Linked DNA regions of Homo sapiens: region 1 is linked to region 2. A link is a loop called in an ENCODE intact Hi-C map of the cell type or tissue named here. Cell type or tissue: Panc1. All regions are shown on one strand. Links, peaks and the distances in the headings refer to the core of each region. The heading gives the core; the rest is flanking DNA.

What was found. A loop is a pair of places that touch in the nucleus more often than their neighbours do. Peaks named below come from ENCODE experiments on the same cell type or tissue, not always from the same donor. Only the 100,000 strongest peaks of a DNase experiment are listed, where the experiment ranks them.
Region 1: a loop joins it to region 2, with 2.3 times the contacts of the local background. A loop is called at or near these places in 3 of 110 quality-filtered maps.

The regions. Positions count from the first base shown.
Region 1 is chr2:224,673,094-224,684,586 of GRCh38, forward strand. It overlaps LOC105373910 (a long non-coding RNA gene), which reads left to right and starts at 5,503. Exons shown (of 3, transcript XR_923956.2): 1 at 5,503-5,653. In Panc1, for the core only: no CTCF peak of the experiment used is centred there; DNase peaks (open chromatin) are centred at 5,678, 5,848 and 6,378; H3K4me3 peaks cover 1,437 bases; H3K27ac peaks cover 7,739 bases.
Region 2 is chr2:224,773,902-224,781,901 of GRCh38, forward strand. DOCK10 (dedicator of cytokinesis 10) reads right to left here. Exons shown (of 56, transcript NM_014689.3): 51 at 4,237-4,383; 52 at 1,004-1,214. Among named protein-coding and RNA genes, the nearest start is that of CCDC195, 62 kb to the left of the region's middle. RefSeq lists an enhancer at 4,712-4,811. In Panc1, for the core only: CTCF peaks have their summits at 4,710 (motif pointing left) and 4,912; a DNase peak (open chromatin) is centred at 4,710; H3K27ac peaks cover 6,292 bases.

The sequences.
Region 1 (11,493 bases), core at 1,838-9,837, 99 kb before region 2:
AGCCATGCTCGCCACCAGAGATGTGTGTGAGGTCATCTAGGATCTTCTAGCCCAGCCAGCTTTTCAGCCGAGCATACAGCATGAACGGGACCAGGCAAAACCTCAGGAGAACCATACAGCTGTCTCAGCACTGTGAGAAATAATACATGACTGCTATTTTAAGCCACATGCTTTGGGATGGTTTGTTATGCAGCAATAGGTAACTGCCACACTTTTTTTTTTTTTTTTTAAATGTAGTAGGCTGGGAGCAGTGGCTCACACCTGTAATCCCAGCACTTTGGGAGGCAGAGACGGGTGGATCACCTGAGGTCAGGAGTTCGAGACCAGCCTGGCCAACATGGCGAAACCCTGTCTTTACTAAAAATACAAAAAATTAGCTGAGTGTGGTGGCGGGCACCTGTAATCACAGCTACTAGGGAGGCTGAGGCAGGAGAATCACTTGAACCCAGGAGGTGGAGGTTGCAGTGAGCCGAGATCGTGCCACTGCACTCCAGCCTGGGCAACAGAGTGAGACTCTGTCTCAAAATAATAATAATAATAATAAAAAATAAAAAATAAAAAATGTAGGAAAAAACACATATCGTAAAATGTACTGTCTTAACCGTTTTTAAGTGCATATTTCAGTAGTCGTAAGTATATTTACATTATTGTGAAACAGATCTCCAGAACATTTTCTTCCTGGAGAATTAAAACTCTCTACTTGTTAAACAATAACTCCCCTTTGCCTTCTCCTCCTAGCCCCTGGTAACCAACACTCTCCTTTCTATGTCTGTGAATTTGACTACTTTAGATACCTCATAGAGCTGGAATCATAGAGTATGTGTTCTTTTGTGAGTAGCTTATTTCACTTAGCATAGTGTGTTCAAGGTTCATTTGTGTTGTAGCATGTAACAACATGCTTCCTTCCTTTTAAAGACTAAATAATATTCCAAAAAGATGAAAGAACAGGGAAAAGGGCTGGCCCAGCTTTGTGGTCTGATTGTAACTGTATTAATCCGAGATCTCAGCTGGGCCTGCAGTGTCCAAGATGTGCTGCTCTCCTCCTCCAGGGCCCCTTTCCACGTGGTATCTCATGATTCAAGTCTAGCCCAGCCTTCTTTGTAGCATGGTAGATAGCTTCCAAGGAGGAGCTTTCCAAGCGGTCAAGTCCCAGTGTCCAAGCACTTATCAAACTCTGTTTGCATCATGCTTGATAATTTCCCATTGGATAAAGCAAGTCATATCACCAAGGCTTGAGGTGACATGGAAGGGACAAACTACAGAAAGGCATGAACACCATTAGGTAAGGATCCTTGGGGGCTACCAATGTAGCAATGAACTACACCTACTCTGTTCCTTCTTTTTCCACAGCTCTTATCACTTAACAATTTTTATTGAATTTTTAAATTTTTTTGTAGAGACGGGGTCTCACCATGTTGCCCAGCCTGGTCTCAAACTCTTGGCCTCAAGCGATTGTCCTGCCTTGCCCTCCCAAAATGCTGGGATTACAGGCATGAGCCACCATGCCCAGCCCACCTATCGCTTTTTAATGTGCTCTATACTTTACTTCTTTATTTTGTCTGATATCCATTGTCTGACTCATCAATAGAATATAAGTTTCAGGGCTGAGCTCGGTGGCTCACATCTGTAATTTCAATGCCTTGGGAGGCTGAAGTGGAAGGATCACTTGAGGCTAGGAGTTTGAGGCCAGCCTGGGCAACATGGTGACATCCAAGTTCTACCATCCCTCTCAAAATTAGCCAGGTGTGGTGTTGTGTACCTGTAGTCCCAGCTACTTGGGAGGCTGAGGTAGGAGTATTGCTTAAGTCCAGGAGTTGGATGCTGCAGTGAGCTATGATCACACCTCTGCACTCCAGCCTGGGCAACAGAGTAAGACCCTATTTCTGAGAAAAAAAAAAAAAAAGAATATAAGTCTCAAGAGAACATAGAACTTTGTTTTGTTTAGTATTTTTAATGAATGCATGTTTGAAAAGATTATAAAATTGACATAAAATAAGAATGAACAAATTTACTCACAGCATAATATAACTTTTCCTATTAATAAGTCAAAGTATATTAAAAAGAATAGGCCAAATACTGGGTTAATCCTCCCTCTTGTTAGATAATAACAATCATCTTGTTTGGAAATCATGCATCCTTCATCCATCTAGTATTTGTTGAGAGCTCTTAGGTCCCAGGAAATAGGGAAAGAGTGGAGAACAGGATGGACACGGTGCCTGCTCTCTTGGGGCTTAGGTACTACTGGTGAAGGCAGAGAAAAACAGGTGAGCAGATCAAACGATTATGAATTAGGAAAAGAGTTACAAAGTAAATAAGAAAAATGGTGGGAGGTACTCACTTCATATAGGTTGCTTGGGGCCAGCTTGCCTGATAAAGTGGCATTTAAGCTGAGATCTAAAAGGTAGGAATAAATTAGTGTATTAGTCCATTCTCACACTGCTGATAAGAACATCCCCTGAGACTGGATAATTTATAAAGGAAAGAGGTTTAATTGACTCACAGTTCGGCATGGCTGGGGAGGACTCAGGAAACTTACGATCATGGCAGAAGGGGAAACAAACATATCCTTCTTCACATGATGGCAGCAAGGAGAAGTGCAGAGTGAATGGAGAGCAAGGAGAAGGCAGAGGGTAAGCCCCTTATAAAATAATTAGATCTCATAAGAACTCACTCACCATCATGAGAATAGCATGGATGTAACGGCCCCCATGATTCGATTACCTCCCACTGGGTCCCTCCCATGACACGTGGAGATTATGGGAACTATAGTTCAAGATGAGATTTGGGTGGGGACACAGCTAAACCATATTAACTAGCTACCTGAAAAGTGGAGGAGGAGAGTTCCCAGCAGAGGGAAAAGCTTGTATGAAGACTTGTTAAAGCCAGAAACCTAAGAGTCCTTGTGATGCCCATCTAGCTATCAGCAGGTATTGTCAATTCTGTGTTCAAATCTACCTTCGCCTCTTACCTAGACTCCTTCCTACCTGGTCTACCTGCCTTCAGACTTACTTTTTCTCATTCCTTTCTATATAGTAGCAAAAAAAAAAAAATCTTTGAAAATATAAAACAAAAGATTTTTTAAAAAATCATTTGAAAGGCTTCCCACTATACTTTGAGGGGAACAAAAGCCCAATTTTTTTCATAGTCTGTGGCCTATTAAGTCCTATGCGTGTTATAACCTCTACCTGCCCTCAAATTCAGGTAGTTCCCCTATTTTACAGGTAGCTAAACTGTGGAACAAAGAGGTCAAGACACTCATCACAGGTAACATAGCTAGGGAGTAGCAGAGGCAGGATTGAAGTCTGGTAATGATTCCAGACTTTAGGAGTACAACTAAAGTTTCATTCCTCTTTATATGAGAAAGAATATTTAAACGCTGCCCTCAATGAGCCTAGCATTGTTTAATGGCTTAATAGACAGTAACTCTTTCAATCCTCAGAACAACCTTCTGAGGTAGGTATTACTGTCATTACCATTTTACAGAAGAGAAAAGCTATGTTCTCTATGTTTACAGAAGAGAAAAGCAATAAAAAGGAGAAACTGAGTTAGGCTCCAGGAAGTCTCACTCCAGAGGCCACACTCTTAACCACTAAATTACCTATGTTGGTTGTATTACTAAATAAAGTGTAGGGAACAGTTTTGACTTTTTAATGGATATTTTTTAAATGAAAAGACAACACGTATAAAAGAAAGTGTAAAAGGCTGGGCGCGGTGGCTTACGCCTGTAATCCCAGCCCTTTGGGAGGCTGAGGCAGGCAGATCGCTTGAGCCCAGGAGTTGGAGCCCATCCTGGCCAACATGGTGAAACCCCATCTCTACTAAAAATTACAAAAATTAGCCAGGCGTGGTGGCGTATGTTTGTAATCCCAGCTGCTTGGGAGGCTGAGGCACGAGAATCTCTTGAGCCCAGGAGGCAGAGGTTGCAGTGAGCCGAGATGGCGCCACTTCACTCCAGCCTGGGTGATGGAGCGAGACTCTGTTTCAAAAAAGAAAAAAAAAAAAAAGAAGGTGTAAAAATCAAGAGTGGACAGATTGATGACTTATCAAAGTGGACAAATCCATGAGCACTGCTCTGGTCAAGCAGTAGAACGTTATAGAGGCCAGCAGCCCACCCCATGCCCCTCCTAGTCACTGCCCCTCCCTCCTGCTCACAGGTAATCACTCTCCCGACTTCTAAAACTGTAGCCGAGTTTTGTCTGTTTTTGACTTACTATAAATGGAAAGATAAAATTTGCCTTTTTTTTTTTTTTTTGAGACGGCGTCTGGCTTTGCCACCCAGGCTGGAGTGAGTGGCACGATCTCGGCTCACTGCAGGCTCCGCCTCCTGGGTTCCCATCATTCTCCTGCCTCAGCCTCCGGAGTAGCTGGTACTACAGGCGCCCATCACCACGCCCAGCTAATTTTTTGTATTTTTAGTAGAGATGGGGTTTCACAATGTTAGACAGGATGGTCTCGATCTGCTGACCTCGTGGCCTCCCAAGTGATGGGATTACAGGCGTGAGCCACCACGCCCGGGCCAAAATTTTCCTTTTTTTAGGACAAAAGTGTGTCCTGTCTGCGCGCGGTGGCTCACGCCTGTAATCCCAGCACTTTGGGAGGCCGAGGCAGGTGGATCACGAGGTCACGAGGTCGAGACCATCCTGGCTAACATGGTGAAACCCCATCTCTACTAAAAAAGAAAAATACAAAAAATGAGCCGGGCATGGTGGCGGGCGCCTGTAGTCCCAGCTACTCGGGAGGCTGAGGCAGGAGAATGGCGTGAACCCCGGAGGCGGAGCTTGCAGTGAGCCGAGATTGTGCCACTGCACTCCAGCCTGGGAGACAGAACCAGACTCCGTCTCAAAAAAAAAAAAAAAAAAAAAAAAAAAAAAAAAAAAAGAAAGTGTATCCTAATTTGGAACACATGGGTCATTCAGTGGGAATTAGAACAACCTAGTGGAAATTGCCTCTAAATGCTGAGGAGAAACCACTGTGCCCGTGCAGTGTACTATAGGGCTGAGCTTGGAATAAACTTCCCTGGATTTGCCAGTGACAGGTGGTACAGTCAGCCTGGAAAATAAATGAAAATGAGGTAAAAATGAAATTTTGAAGGAGGCATCTCGAGAATGCATGAACAGAACTGGAAAAAAATGCCACATGGAATTAATAATGTGGGAAAATGAGAGGTTAACTCTCTACCAAGGACAAATTGTAATGGGCAATTGCAAGGTAAGACATTTATGGAAAGATCACTTGTTTACTTGTGATGTTTGGGAAGTGAGGAACCATTTGGAGTGGCTCTGTCTTTTATCCATTTGCAGAAACCACAGGGGTAAGCTCTTAAAAGCCAATAATATGAAAGAGAAACTATATAATATAGCATGGCTTACGTGATGCAATAAAAAAGATTAAGGGGTTGCACAAGCTTGCAATTGTCAGTTAATCACTAGCTGCATGAGTGATGAAAGGGACTTTATAATCCAACGCCTGCAGTTTATAGAGACCCAGCCTTGTTAAGTGAACAGAGGCACAGTTAACCAGGGCACGCCCTGAGAAGGGACAGGGTTGGGGCTACAGCCTTGGTATTGGGAAGGTTCAGTTCTTCACCCTATATTGAACTTTCTTATGAGGTCAAGATGTGTAGATGAAGGTTCTGGTCTGAGATCTTAAAAAGGTAAGCTAAAATCTTATTCTGGGGTGATTTTGCCTACTATTTATTCTCCCTCGTGAAAGATCAAGGGGCCCTGGTAGTAGGAAAATAGCTTCTGTGGGTTTGGGGATGGGATGACTACTTGCACCTGGAATGTAAATTATTCTTCCATTTCCCTGTAGACTTTACTCTCGGTTCTTTGAAAATTGCCTCCATCTCACCCTTCAACCTTTCCTAAAACTGGACCTAATTTTTCTCCATTTAGCACTTAATGGATTTTTTTCCTCAAAACTTATTACAGTAGTATTTGTGTGTGTGTGTGTGTGTGTGTGTGTGTGTGTTTATAGACAGAGTCTCACTCTGTCACCCAGGATGGAGTGCAGTGGCACAATCTTGGCTCATTGCAAACTCTGCCTTCCAGGTTCAAGTGATTCTCGGGCCTCAAGCAATTCTCGTGCTTCAGCCTCCTGAGTAGCTGGGATTACAGGCATGTGCTAAAACACCTGGCTAACGTTTTTGTATTTTTAGTAGAGATGGGGTTTCACCATGTTGCCCAGGCTGGTCTCAAATTCCTGGCCTCAAGGGATCCACCCACCTTGGCCTCCCAAAGTGCTGGGATTGCAGGCATGAGTCACCGTGCCCAGTATTTATGTGTTTTTTGTTTGTTTGTTTCTGTTTGTTTTTAAATCTCTTGCTTCGTTAGGAAATCTCTTTGTCTGTGTCCCCAGCTATACTCTAAAATCCAGCCAGTCAGGGACCAGTCTGTCCAGTTCACTGCAGTAATCCCTGTGTGGCTGCAGCACTTCACCCATAGTGAGTGCTAAATTAAGATTTCCTGGGGCCAGGCACAGTGACTCACGTGTGTAATTCTAGCATTTTGGAAGGCCAAGGTGGGAGGATCACTTGAGCCCAGGAGTTCAAGACCAGCTTGGGCAACAAAGTGAGACGCCTTCTCTACAAAAAAATTTAAAAATTAGCTGGGTGTGATGGTGCACACCTGTAGTCCCAGCTACTTGAGAGGCTGAGGTGGGTGGATCTCTTGAGCCTAGGAGGTTGAGGCTGCAGTTAGCTATGGTAACTCCACAGCACACCAGCTTGCGTGGCAGAGCAAGATCCTGCCTTGAAAAAAAAAAAAAAAAAGATTTCCTGAATAAATGAAATGGCCTTTCTGAAAAGGATAGGTGACCACCGTATGTCCCTGAATGTCTGGCTCTAGTACAGGCAAATTGCTGTTAAAATAAGGCTGTAGGCCAGGCGTGGTGGCTCACTCCTGTAATCCCAGCACTTTGGGAGGCTGAGGAGGGTGGATCACCTGAGGTCGGGAGTTCAAGACCAGTCTGGCCAACATGGTGAAACCCCGTCTCTACAAAAATACAGAAATTAGCCGGGCATGATGGCGGGTGCGTGTAATCCCAGCTACTCAGGAGGCTGAGGTGGGATAATTGCTTGAACCTGGGAGGCAGAGGTTGCAGTGAGCCGAGATCGCGCTGTTGCACTCCAGCCTGGGTGACAGAGCAAGATTCTGTCTCAAAAATGAATGAATGAATCAATAAATAAATAAATAAATAAATAAGGCTGTAACATACATTTGGGCTTTCAAAAGCTATGTTTCTATTGTATCAGCAGTTTTGAGTATTCTTGGTACTTTTAGCTATCTGTATATGGCCCCTCAGTTTGGAAAGCAAGAGAAGCTGTGGAGGATAACACACCTGAGTCCTCTCATTGAATCCTTCTTAAAATCTGTCTAGTCCCAAAAGTGTAGGTTCTTCCAATGTGTTCAAAATCTGGCATGTTTTGCTGAGTGGATTCATCTTGGGGAAACTTAGTGGTCCACTTCAGTGGAATTTTGTTTGTATTTCCCGGGATTTTGTTTTTATTTTTTGAATCAAAGTGAACTTGAGATGCCTCTAGAGCTTCCTCACTGGCCTGGAAATTCTCGGGGACACATGCAATTATTGAGGATCCTCCAACCTAGAGTCAGTCTGCAATTAGATCTTCTATAGCAGATATCATCAAGCCCAGAGAGCCCTGTGCTCTCTCCTCCTTGTCCAGACCAATGTGTGGAGAATGGAGGAAGAATTATTTTAAGATGGATACATGTATGGCCATGATTTTTGTGGCTTGGGAGGCAGCATCAAATAGTGGCTAGTTCCACAGGAGTCAGACTGCCTGAATTCAAACCCTGTCTGTGTTACTTAGTGTCAGTATGACTTTGGGAAAGTGATTGCTGTGATCAGAATGTTTGTGTCTCCCTCTAAATTATTATTATTTTTTTAAGACAGAGTCTCGCTCTTGTTGCCCAGGCTGGAGTGCTGGAGTGCAATGGCACAATCCAGGCTCACTATAACCTCCACCTCCTGGGTTCAAGTGATTCTCCTGCCTCAGCCTACCGAGTAGCTGGGACTGCCCACCACCACACCCAGCGAATTTTTGTATTTTCAGTAGAGACAAGGTTTCCCCATGTTGGCCAGGCTGGTCTTGAACTCCTGACCTCAGGTGATCCACCCGCCTCGGCCTCCCAAAGTGCTGGGATTACAGGCATGAGCCACCATGTCTGGCCCCCTCTAAATTCATATATTGAAATCCTAACCCCCAAAGTGATGGTATTAGGGGTGGGATATAAGGAGGTAGTCCATTTCTGCTGCTACAAGAGAATACCTGTGACTGGGTAATTTATAATGAACAGCAATTAATTTCTTACCGTTTTCAAGGCTGGGAATTCCAAGATCCAGGGCTTGGTCTCCAGCAAGGGTCTTCTTGCTGCATCATCCCACGGTAGAAGGTGTAAGATCCAAGACAGCGAGAGAGAGAGAGAGAGAGAGAGAGAGACAAAAGGGGCCAAACTCATTCTTTTATAAGGAACCCACTCCCATGACAACAAAGCCATACCCTAATAATGGCATTAATCCATTCATGAAAATAGACCCTCATGGCCTAATTACCTCTTAAAGGTCTCACCTCATAATACTGTTAAGATAGTAATTAAATTTCAACATGAGTTTGGGAGGGGACATTCAAACTATAGAGTGGGGCCTTTAGGAGGTGACTAGGGCATAAGAATGGAGTCCTCATGAATAGAATTGTGCCCTTATTGTGCCCTTAAAGAGACCTCAGAGAGACCTTGGCCTCTTCTGCCATGTGAGGCCACAGCAAGAAGTACCATCTATGAGCCAGAGATGGGCCCTCACCAGACATTGAATGTGCCTGGATCTTGGACTTTCCAGCCTCCAGAATGGAGAGAAATAAATTCTGTTGTTTGTAAGCTACCCAGTTTATGGCACTTTGTTATAACAGCTTAAATGAATTGAGACATTGACTTTTCCTATCTGAGAATTGCCTATCAATATTGGTGTTTGAATTTTTATTTCCTGGGGTTAAATTTCCTGCCCTTAAAAGTCCCTTCCTACCCAAATTTCTAAGACCAAAATGCATTTCTGTTGCTCAAATGTGGTGAGAAGTTGCCTGGCAAACAGTGTACATGGATAGTGTCCTTAGCTGGAAAACTCCTATGTTCTGGTTTAGCATGGCTTATAGTCATCAAAGAAGCAATATTGCCTCTAGTGAAAGATATTTGGCACAATATCCAGCCCCAGGGGTATGCTACAACCCAGATGGCTGAGATCTCTAGCAGGACAGCAGGTGCACATGCAGGCAAGCAGGATTACTCTGAAATAGGGCTAGAGGCATAATTTTTCATTTTATATTATTTTCTGAGCTTAATCCACAGAGTTATTTCTCCTCAAGGGAATGTGATAATACACGTTGGCAAAATAGTGCAAATGTAACTGAGACCATATGGTGGAGTATTTATTTTCTTATTAGGCAAATACGACTAATCTATTATACATAGTAAGTATCTGTTGTGAATATATTTTAATGTGAACAAAGCAATAGCTAAACTACCATTAAAAATAAGGTTGACACCATTTTTTGCATCTATTTTCATTTATTTTACCACCATCTAATATTTTTGCATTTTAAAAACATTTAAATCTAATGAACTTTTCAATTCAATTGCAATTTTTGGCTGAAATATCAATATAAAAACCTTCAAGATTGAGATAATGATTTATGTCTTGGCTCATTTATCCAATTAAAAGTCAAAGTGAGGTACAAATTAAATGATCCATATTATCAAATAACAGTTAACAGTCTCTGGGACGAGATATGAGAAGGGACATGAGACAATCACAGATTAATTGGTTCTTAGGCATCATAACATTTTTACGTATTGAATTACACTTTACGTAGATTTTGCATATGTCCTTCAACTGAATCAAAACATAAGTTGGGGAAGTTGATTTACTCCTAAAGGGACTGGTTTTTTATGTTAGACTACTGAGTGAGCTATGAATTAACTTTTAATAGTTTGAATTCTGTTTGGCTTCTGTTTTGATGAATTACTTCATCAAGCTTGACATTCTGAGGGTTTTTATGAAGATTTCTGCCTGGTATTTTTCTTTTCTCTTTGAAAAACTTTATTTTTTTGTTGAGGTATAATTTACACAGAGTAAAATGCATATATCTTAAGCACTGTGCTAGGCAGAATAATGTACTACCAAAGATTTCCACATCTGAATTCCTGAAACCTATGAATATGCTACTTTATATGACAAAAGGAAATTTGAAGATTTGCTTAAATCTCCTTGAGATAGGGAGATTATTCTGGATTATTTGTGTGGACTCAGTGTAATCACAAAGGTTCTTAAAAGCAGGAGAGAGAGGCAAAAGGGAGATCAGAATTATGTAATGTAAGACCTCCACCCATTACTGACTTTGAAGATAGAGGAAGGAGGCTGTGAGTTAAGGAATGTGGATGACTTCTAGAAGCAGGAAAAAGCAAGACAATGAATTCTCCACAGTCTTTATTTATTTTATTTTATTTCTTGAGACAGAGTCTCACTCTGTCACCCCAGGCTGGAGTGCAGTGGCACCATCTTGGCTCATTGCAACCTCCTGGGTTCAAGCCATTCTTGTGCCTCAGCCTCCCAAGTAGCTGGGATTACAGACATCTGCCACCACACCCAGCTAATTTTTTTTATTTTTAGTAGAGACAGGGTTTCACCATGTTGGCCAGGCTGGTCTTGAACTCCTGACCTCAGGTGATCCACCTGCCTTGGCCTCCCAAAGTGCTGGGATTACAGGTGTGAGCCACCACACCCAGCTACTCTTTATTTATTTATTTATTTTGAGACAGAATCTTGGTCTGTTTCCCAGGTTGGAGTGTAGTGGCACAATCTTGGCTCACTGCAACCTTTGCCTCCCAGGCTCAGGCGATACTCCCACCTCAGTCTCCCGGGTAGCTGGGACCACAGACTCACACCACCATACCCAGCTAATTTTTTGTATTTTTTCGTAGCTAAGGAGTTTTGCTATGTTGCCCAGGTTGGTCTTGAACTACTGGACTCAAGCCGTCAGCCCACCTCAGCCTCCCAAAGCTCCCCGTCTTTAGAAAGGAACGCAACCCTGCCAAAACCTTGATTTTTGCCAAGGGAAACCTTTGTTGGATTTTTGGCCTTACAGAACAGTAAGATAGTAAATTTGTATTGTTTTAAGCTACTAAGTTTGTGGTGATTTGTTATGGCAGCAATAGAAACCCAATACAACAGCAAAATAAATTTTTTGGGTGAGAGGGACAGATCCCTCATGAATGGCTCGGTACCCTCCTCACAGTAATGAGTTAGTTCTCACCCTGAGTTCACACGAGAGCTGGTTGTTTAAAGGCGCCTGGCACTTCCTCCTTGCTCTTTTGCTTCTTCCCTCTCCATGTCGTACCCTGGCTCTCCTTTTGCCTTCCGCTATGAGTGGAAACTTCCTGAGGCTCTCACCAGAAACCAAAGAGATGTTGGTGCCATGCTTGTACA
Region 2 (8,000 bases), core at 1-8,000:
TACAGGCGTGAGCCACCGCACCCGGCCAGCCTTTAGAATTTCTAAACACTGAAAAGATTAAAGCTTCCACAGCAACTTGTAATTCAAATAAAAACTACACTAACCCACAATACAGAATGCCTAAATATATACCAAGTAGTATATATTGATATAGCTTTGTTGTGGCTTTTTTATTTCAAAAGTTTTGGATACATTTACTGAAGGCAGACGCTTGTCACAGTTTAGACATCAGTGCTACTGATAGGCTGTAGCCTATTCCAGGATGGCCCAGCTCTCAAAGCGGGTTACTGATCATTTCCTCCAGAATGCCCTTGCTCACCTCCCCTGCAGCCAGCCTTAGGAGCCCCCACTGGGTGCTCTTGTTTCATTTCTCCTGCTCCGCTCATCTGAAATTCTTGCCTTACTTGGCTCTTTCTCCTACCAGACTGTGAGCACCTTGAGGGCAAGAATCATGTTTCATTTGCATTACCAGTACCCAGAACAGTGCCCAGCCCCTAGCAGGGCCTCACTAAAAGTGTGTTGAGGAAATGAAAGGATGACTAGCTCACAGCATAGATCTAGAGAGCACATCGAGGGATATTGGAGACCGACATCTGCATTCGTTTTACAGATGAAGAATATGAATCCCAGAGTGGTTTAGAATCTTTCCCCAAAGCACACGATAAGAGCTGTTAACCCTGAAACAATTGAAGGTAGACTCAGAGAGGAAAGTTCAGAGTGCCTTGTGCCTTTCCCAAGGCACTGACCCCATCACCCTTCACACTTACAACCTTAAGGGAATAGGTATGCAAAGCAACTCTTTTGACAATTTCTCCTCTGGTTGACTTCTGTTAATGGAGAATAAAGAGATGGAAATCTCTTCTTGGCAAACATTTCCCAGTTAGCACATGTTGGGTACTTCTCTGCAGGACTGAAATAACTCTTGATTCCTACTGATCCAGCCCTATAAAGGGGCCTGTGCTGGAACAGGTGCCACATGTGTGGCCCGGCTACCTGCACCTACTTGTCAGGATCGTCCGCCGCTTGCACTGCTCCGCCACCCCACCGTGCTTCTTGCCCGACAGCGTGAAGGGTGTCTCGAAGACAAAGCGGTTGATGTTGTGGTGCATTTCGAAATCTGTCTTCCGGTCTTCGATTTCCTTTTCCTCAAAGAACGGCGTCACATAGGTCACCTGGATGTAGGCATATTTGGGGTCCAAATCCTTGGGGTTTACCTGTGTTAACAGATTATGGGCAAAGTGAGTGGTGTGCCCTGGAGCGCTCTGAAAGCGGGAAGCTCCCATTCCCTCAGCTTGCATCCAGAGGAGGCTGTGCCTCTCCCCTTGGAGAAAAATGGGCAGTCACATCATTTCAGAGCTGGGCAGGATCACAGAGAGAGTAAAGGCTGGACTGCAGCTGAGCAGCCAGGTCTGTAGGGGTGGAATTAGAGCCAGCATACCAAGTAGGTGAGGCTCTTCCAGATGTGCCTGGCTGTGGCATGTTATTTAGTCTTTTATTTTCTCTCTTCTCTGTAATGAATGTTCAATCGCCTTTGTCTGGAATGCAAACTTCTTTTATTTTTCATTTTATTTATATTATTATTATTATTTTTTGAGACAGGGTCTTGCTCTGTCTCCTAGGCTGGAGTGCAGTGGCACGATCTCGGCTCACTGCAACCTCCCCCTCCTGGGTTCAAGTGATTTTCCTGCCTCAGCTTCTCTAGTAGCTGAGATTACAGGCATGTGCCACCACACCTAGCTAATTTTTGTAGTTTTAGTAGAGAGAGGGTTATGCTCTGTTGGCCAGGCTGGTCTCAAACTCCTGGCCTCAAGAGATCTGTCCTCTTGGCCTCCCAAAGTGCTGGGATTAGAGCCAAGGGCCACTGCACCCAGCCCTAGAATGCAAGCTTCTTGAGAGTAATTCAAATGAAAACTTTTAAAAAATATCTTTTGGTCCCTCTATGATTTTACCCATGTATCTAGACTGAGGCCACTGGCTTTGGGCTTGTGCCGAGGAGGGAGATTCCTTGTTTAATTTAGCAGATTAGCTGATAAGCCTATTACATGATTGCAAAATTTTATAGTTTTAAGGTCAGGTTCCTTCTCTTATCTGTAACAAGTCATCCCATGCATTTTTTTTTTTTTTTAAACAAACTGCTTTGGTGAGTGAGTTTGACAAATAGCAAGGAAGACAGGCTGGGGGTACTAAGAAAATCCAGGAAATTGCACTTGCTCTCCCTTGGAGTTGGAAGAGCTGGAGTTCTCAGCTTTTCTAATGAAACCTCAAAGAATTTTAAAACTTCTTCCAATTTTCTCCATCTGTCTACCCATCCACTGCCTATCCAGTCCCAGAGATTTGAGGGACCTCCTGAATTTATTTTGTAATGCTACTACTAATTACACTGTAAGGCGGGTATAATTGTAACCATTTTACATCAAAAATAGAGGTTTCGAGTGACCAGCTAATTTCTCTAAGATCATCAGCTGATAAGTGGTGGGATGGTGGAATGAATTCTTAAGTTGTTCTGATACCAAATTTGGCATTTTCTCATCCCCCCACGCTGCCCCAGGAACTCTGTGTATACTTTCTACCTAGGAGAGCCACTAATAAAGTAGTTCCAGCTGCCTGCCTTCCTGGGGAAGGTGACTATAGCTAAGAAGGAGAATGATGAACACATTCACAGAAATTTCTGCCCAGACTCAAGGATTTCATGCCCAGATGCCTCCAAACTTGAGCTTGTAAAAGAGGACAGAAAAAAAAAAAAAGAACTCTTCTGTAGCCCAATAGAACTGTATGCCATTGGGCACAAACCACCTTTTCCAGCTGCATCTTCTGCCACACTCTTCTATCCAAACTGTGTTTCAAAGACCTGCCATTCTCTAAACATATCTCCCTCTTTCATTCCTCCCCATCATTGCATGTGCTGGGCTTCTCAGCATGCCCTTTGCTTCCAGAAAACTAACTCAAACATCATCCCTTCTATGTAATGCTGCCCAACTAAGAATGAGCTGTTAAGGAAGGTCCCTGCCCTGAGCTTTCCTTGTACAACTTGGACTTTGACTCTCTGGTGACACTTTATTGTAATCTATTTAATTGGCTGTTTGCACAGGTCCTTCTCTTCTTAGCCCCATGTGAACTGTGAGCTCCAGAAGGAAAAGACCCTGTGCGCCTCATCTCTCAGTTCTGGGCTTGGCATTCAGCAGGCATTTGATAGAGGTTGGCTAACTGAACGACAGTGTGTAAGAAGATGCTGAGTAATCTAAAAGAAGAGGTAAGTATTTGCTTTCTGGAGCCAAGAGGAAGGTAACTGAATGTTCAAAGGTTAATGTAATGTAATGTAATGTAAAGTATGGCGTAGTGTGATGGTTAATATTAAATGTCAACCTGATTGGATTGAAGGATGCAAAGTATTGTTCCTGGGTGTGTCCGTGAGGGTGTCGCTAAAGGAGATTAACATTTGAGTCAGTGAACTGGGAGAGGCAGACCTGCCCTCAATCTGGGTTGGCACCATCAAATCAGCTGCCAGTACAGCTAGGATAAAAGTAGGCAGAGGAATGTGGAAGGATTAGACTGGCTAAGACCCTGGCCTCCATCTTTCTCCTGTGCTGGATGCCTCCTGCCTTCTAACATCAGACTCCAAGTTCTTCAGCTTTTGGACTCTTGGACTTACACGAGTGATCTGCCAGGGGCTCTTGGGCCTTCAGTCACAGATTGAAGGCTGCACTGTCAACTTCCCTACTTTTGATGTTTTGGGACACAAAACTGGTTTCCTTGCTCCTCAGCTTGCAGACAGCCTATTGTGGGACTCCACCCTGTGATCGTGTGAGTCAATACTCCTTAATAAACTCCCTTTCATATATACATCTATTCTGTTAGTCCTGTTCCTCTAGAGAACCCTGACTAATACGCCTGGGAAGACTTCCTTAACTGAATAAATATTTTCAACTTGCTGTTTTCTCCAATTCCACCACTGAGCCCAATTACTTTCAGGCTTTGATTGCTATTCAAATGCAAATAACCAATGGAGACGTAGAGAATTTACTAAGCTCTTTTTAAAAGTTACCCAAATAAACACATATAATGTTTTTGACCCTCCTCCCCTCAAATTACCAACCAACAGGCAAACAAGCAAAACATCTAAAATCGTTTTTGTAGTTTACTTTGCATCGTCAGGCAGAAAATGAAAACTTAATGTAGTTAAAGAATAAAAAACTCAGTCAATTCTTAGCACTTGCATGAATACTGATTTTCCTCTACCTTGTTGGAATCCTGGATTATCTTCACATTGTCTGCTCCAAATTTATCTGCATAGAGCTTGAGTAATCTTTGGGAAATCTCGGACAGACCTGTCAGCTTAGGCTCTTTATAAATATACTCTTTACCTTCTTCTTCTTCAAAAAAGCCCTATGGAACATAATGAACCACCAATTTTATTAGACAATGCTAATCATAAATCAAAAGCAAAACAAAAAGCCATTTACTTAAAAAACATATACAGTTTTTGGTTGTCATCTAATCCATTGGTTAACACCCTATAAAATTCAAAATCGGAGAAGAAAACACAGTGAGAAAATAAAGTATCATCTTATAATCAGACATTAATGTAAATATTTCCTAGCCAGGCCAAAGAAACTCATGAAATATCTTACAAATATTATTTTCTCTATTTGTAGAACTCAATGGTACTACCTACTTGCATATATTTTGGGGGAAGAATGCCCTCTTGTGGCAGCTTGGGGTAGAACACGAAATATGGAGCAATTTTTGGCAGCATTCAAAGAGCAGTCAGTATCATTTTTAATAAGATCTCCTGTAAGTCTTTGAAACTAACATAAGAAATGGTGTATGGCATGTAAAGCTATTTAAATGGGCTGACGTGCATCCCACATAATCTTAGATGAAAAACCACAACACTTTATGTAGTTGTCGTAACAGAAATTACATGTGTTATGCTCCCAAGTACTGCTATTTAAAAAATAACTTTACATCAACATGACTTCAGGGACCTCCTGAAACTTACCTATATGTAACTTAATCATGCAATTCACCTTACTAAGAGATCTTTTACATTCTTGAAAAGGAAGACATTATAGGATTAAAAATAGCAATCATATCATCATTTTTATTCCACAAGAGCAAGTAGGTTTTAGCCTCTATTAATTTATTTGTCTGGTTTGAAGCAGGGGGAAGGGAAGATTCTATTAGCTGCAGATAACTAAGTGAAGCAATCTTTATAATTCCTTCTCTTTGAAGAGACACAGAAGCATATTTCCTGTGGAATACATGTGGCCTCAGAATACTAGATTAAGTTCGGAGTTAAGAACCCAAGGATATCTGGTTTCTTTTTTTTTTTTTGGCAGAGTCTTGCTCTGTTGCCCAGGCTGGAGTGCAGAGGTGTGACCTTGGCTCACTGCAACCTCTGCCTCCTGGGTTCAAGCGATTCTCCTACTTTGGCCTCCCAAGTAGCTGGGACTGCAGATGTGTACCACCACGCCCGGCTAATTTTTGTGTTTTTAATTAAGGTGGAGTTTCGCCATGTTGGCCAGGCTGGTCTCAAACTCTTGACCTCAGATGATCCACCCACCTCGGCCTCCTAAAGTGCTGGGATTACAGGCTATATCTGGTTTCTTCTAATTGTAGAGTTGACCCATAAGGAAATGCCTTTTGAGGTCTGGGTGAAGACACTGGATGTCAAAAGGAAACTTACCCATATTAAAAAATCAGTTTTGACTATTTAAAAATATTAATTGTTAAAAAAAGCATAGGCAAAGTGTTCCAGTGCTATTATTTTTTCATGGTGAGACAATATAAGAATATTGATTAAACTCACATCTGTATGATGCTTTATACTTCAAAAGCACTTTCATACATGTAAATAGGATCATCTTTAACAGGGTAATTTTTATTCTAAGTGGGCTGTGGCTGTACCTTTGCAGAAGCCAATGAACAAGGTCTACTCCATAGCAGAATTCTTGGCAATCAGGTAATCACCTGCTTCCTTGCACATCTCCCTAATTGACTTTGGGCTTTCTAAAGGTGGGAAATGTGTCTTCAACATTGCATGCCCAGTGTTTAGCACAATGCCTGGTCTTTAGGAGGAGGTCACTCTATTTGTTGAACAAGCAGATGAATGAAAGAGTTCTTAAAGGGCACACATCTTAAAAAGGCGTATGTGTACCAGGCATAACTGGAAAATAGTCCACGGCTTTAAATAAAGATGTTTTTATTGAACAATTTCTTCGAGAAATGTTCAAGACAAAATGCAAGTAATTATAAATGCCTTGACCCCAAACTGCTACAAAGTGTCATATGATGTTGAAAGCATGTAAAGCAGCTCCTGTCATTCCTGTAGACTTTGTAGGGGTAGTGAGGTCTGACTCCACTCCCACATGACTTCCAGCCTGCTATGTTTTTTTTCTGTTGCTGTCTTTGTGGAGTTTTGTCTGATTCAAGGTCAGGAGTTAGTGGCTACAATTGACAGACTGACACATCAGAGAAATAAGGCTTCTGAAGCTTTCAGGCGAATCCTCATGGGGCTAAAGCTGAAGCAACATTTGCAACTTCAATTTCAAGTAGAAAAATGTCTCTAAGGTTCAGGAAAAGATTTTTTCTTTTTCACCATAGTGTGAAAACTAGTACAAAGACACATTTTCACTGTAAAATTTTTCCCCTGACAAATTTCCGAATCTAGAGTGAGCAGAAAATGAGTGGTGGGAGGCAGGTAAAAATTGTCATCATCGGCTGGGTGCGGTGGTTCACGCCTGCAATCCCAGCACTTTGGGAGTCCGAGGTGGGCGGATCACAAAGTACAAGAGATCGAGACCATCCTGGCCAACACAGTGAAACCCCGTCTCTCTAAAAATACAAAAATTAGCTGGGCATGGTGACACACGCCTGTAGTCCCAGCTACTCAGGAGGCTGAGGCAGGAGAATCGCTTGAATCCAGGAGGCGGAGGTTGCAGTGAGCCAAGTTCGAGCCACTGCACTCCAGCCTGGGTGACACAGTGAGACTCTGTCTAAAAAAAAAAAAAATGTATTGCGGCCTTGCTCATAACCTGTGACTTTCTTTCATCCCTCCTCCTTGGGCTGTGGGATGGGAAAATTCAGACTCAGCAACCTACTTACTGGGAGGCTGTAAGGACCGCGCTTGGTAAACAGATGGCCTTTGGTGAGTGCTAGCTATGTTGAGGATGGTAATGATCATGACGCTGGTGGTGATGACAACAATGATGAAAAATCTCTGTATCTATAAAGCAATTTGAGTTCTGGCTTTTATGCAGCTTAACTCAGTTTTCAGTGCTCGAAAATACATACTTTCAGCTTCTCTTGCCTGGGCAACTGAGTTTTTCTTATTATAAAAGGTCTGTTGAAGCTCATTACAATATTTTGGCAAGTGATCAATTGGTGATTGGAACCTTTTTCTAAAGAGCTTGGAAATGTAAACCTGTTTTGTAAAATGAATAAGAAGGAGATGGAGGAGCAGAATAAACCATTTACTCTGCTGTCCACTGGGGTTTCTGTAAAGAGTTTTGAAGCCAGACAAATGGCAGCTCTGAAAATGTTTGGAATGCATGCTTACCTTATACCCAGGGAAACTATCAAAGCAAAGCCCACTGAGCTACAGACACTATCTGAAGGAAGGCTTCAATTTCAGCTCTGTCTATGATATAAATGATTTACAAACAGGGACACAGAGTTATGAAAACCAGGGTCAGTTTCTCTTTTGCTTTAGCCCCAAGGTTATAAGCTGACTGCATTTCAAGGCAATGGGAAATGTGATCTCTGCACTTCCCTTGCTAGTTTGATTTTTAAAATGTCATTTTGCAATGCAGTAAACACCTTCTTCTGCTCTGGTCAAGAAAGAACACACACTAGTTAAACAAGGACTGCATGGATTATGAAACTTTAAGGCAATACATTATGGTAAAAATGTACTTCAATAAACTGACAACTAAAAGCATTGACTCCTCCTCAGATGCTTTTGCAGGTACTTCAGAATCTTGCAATGTCCCTGGATCATC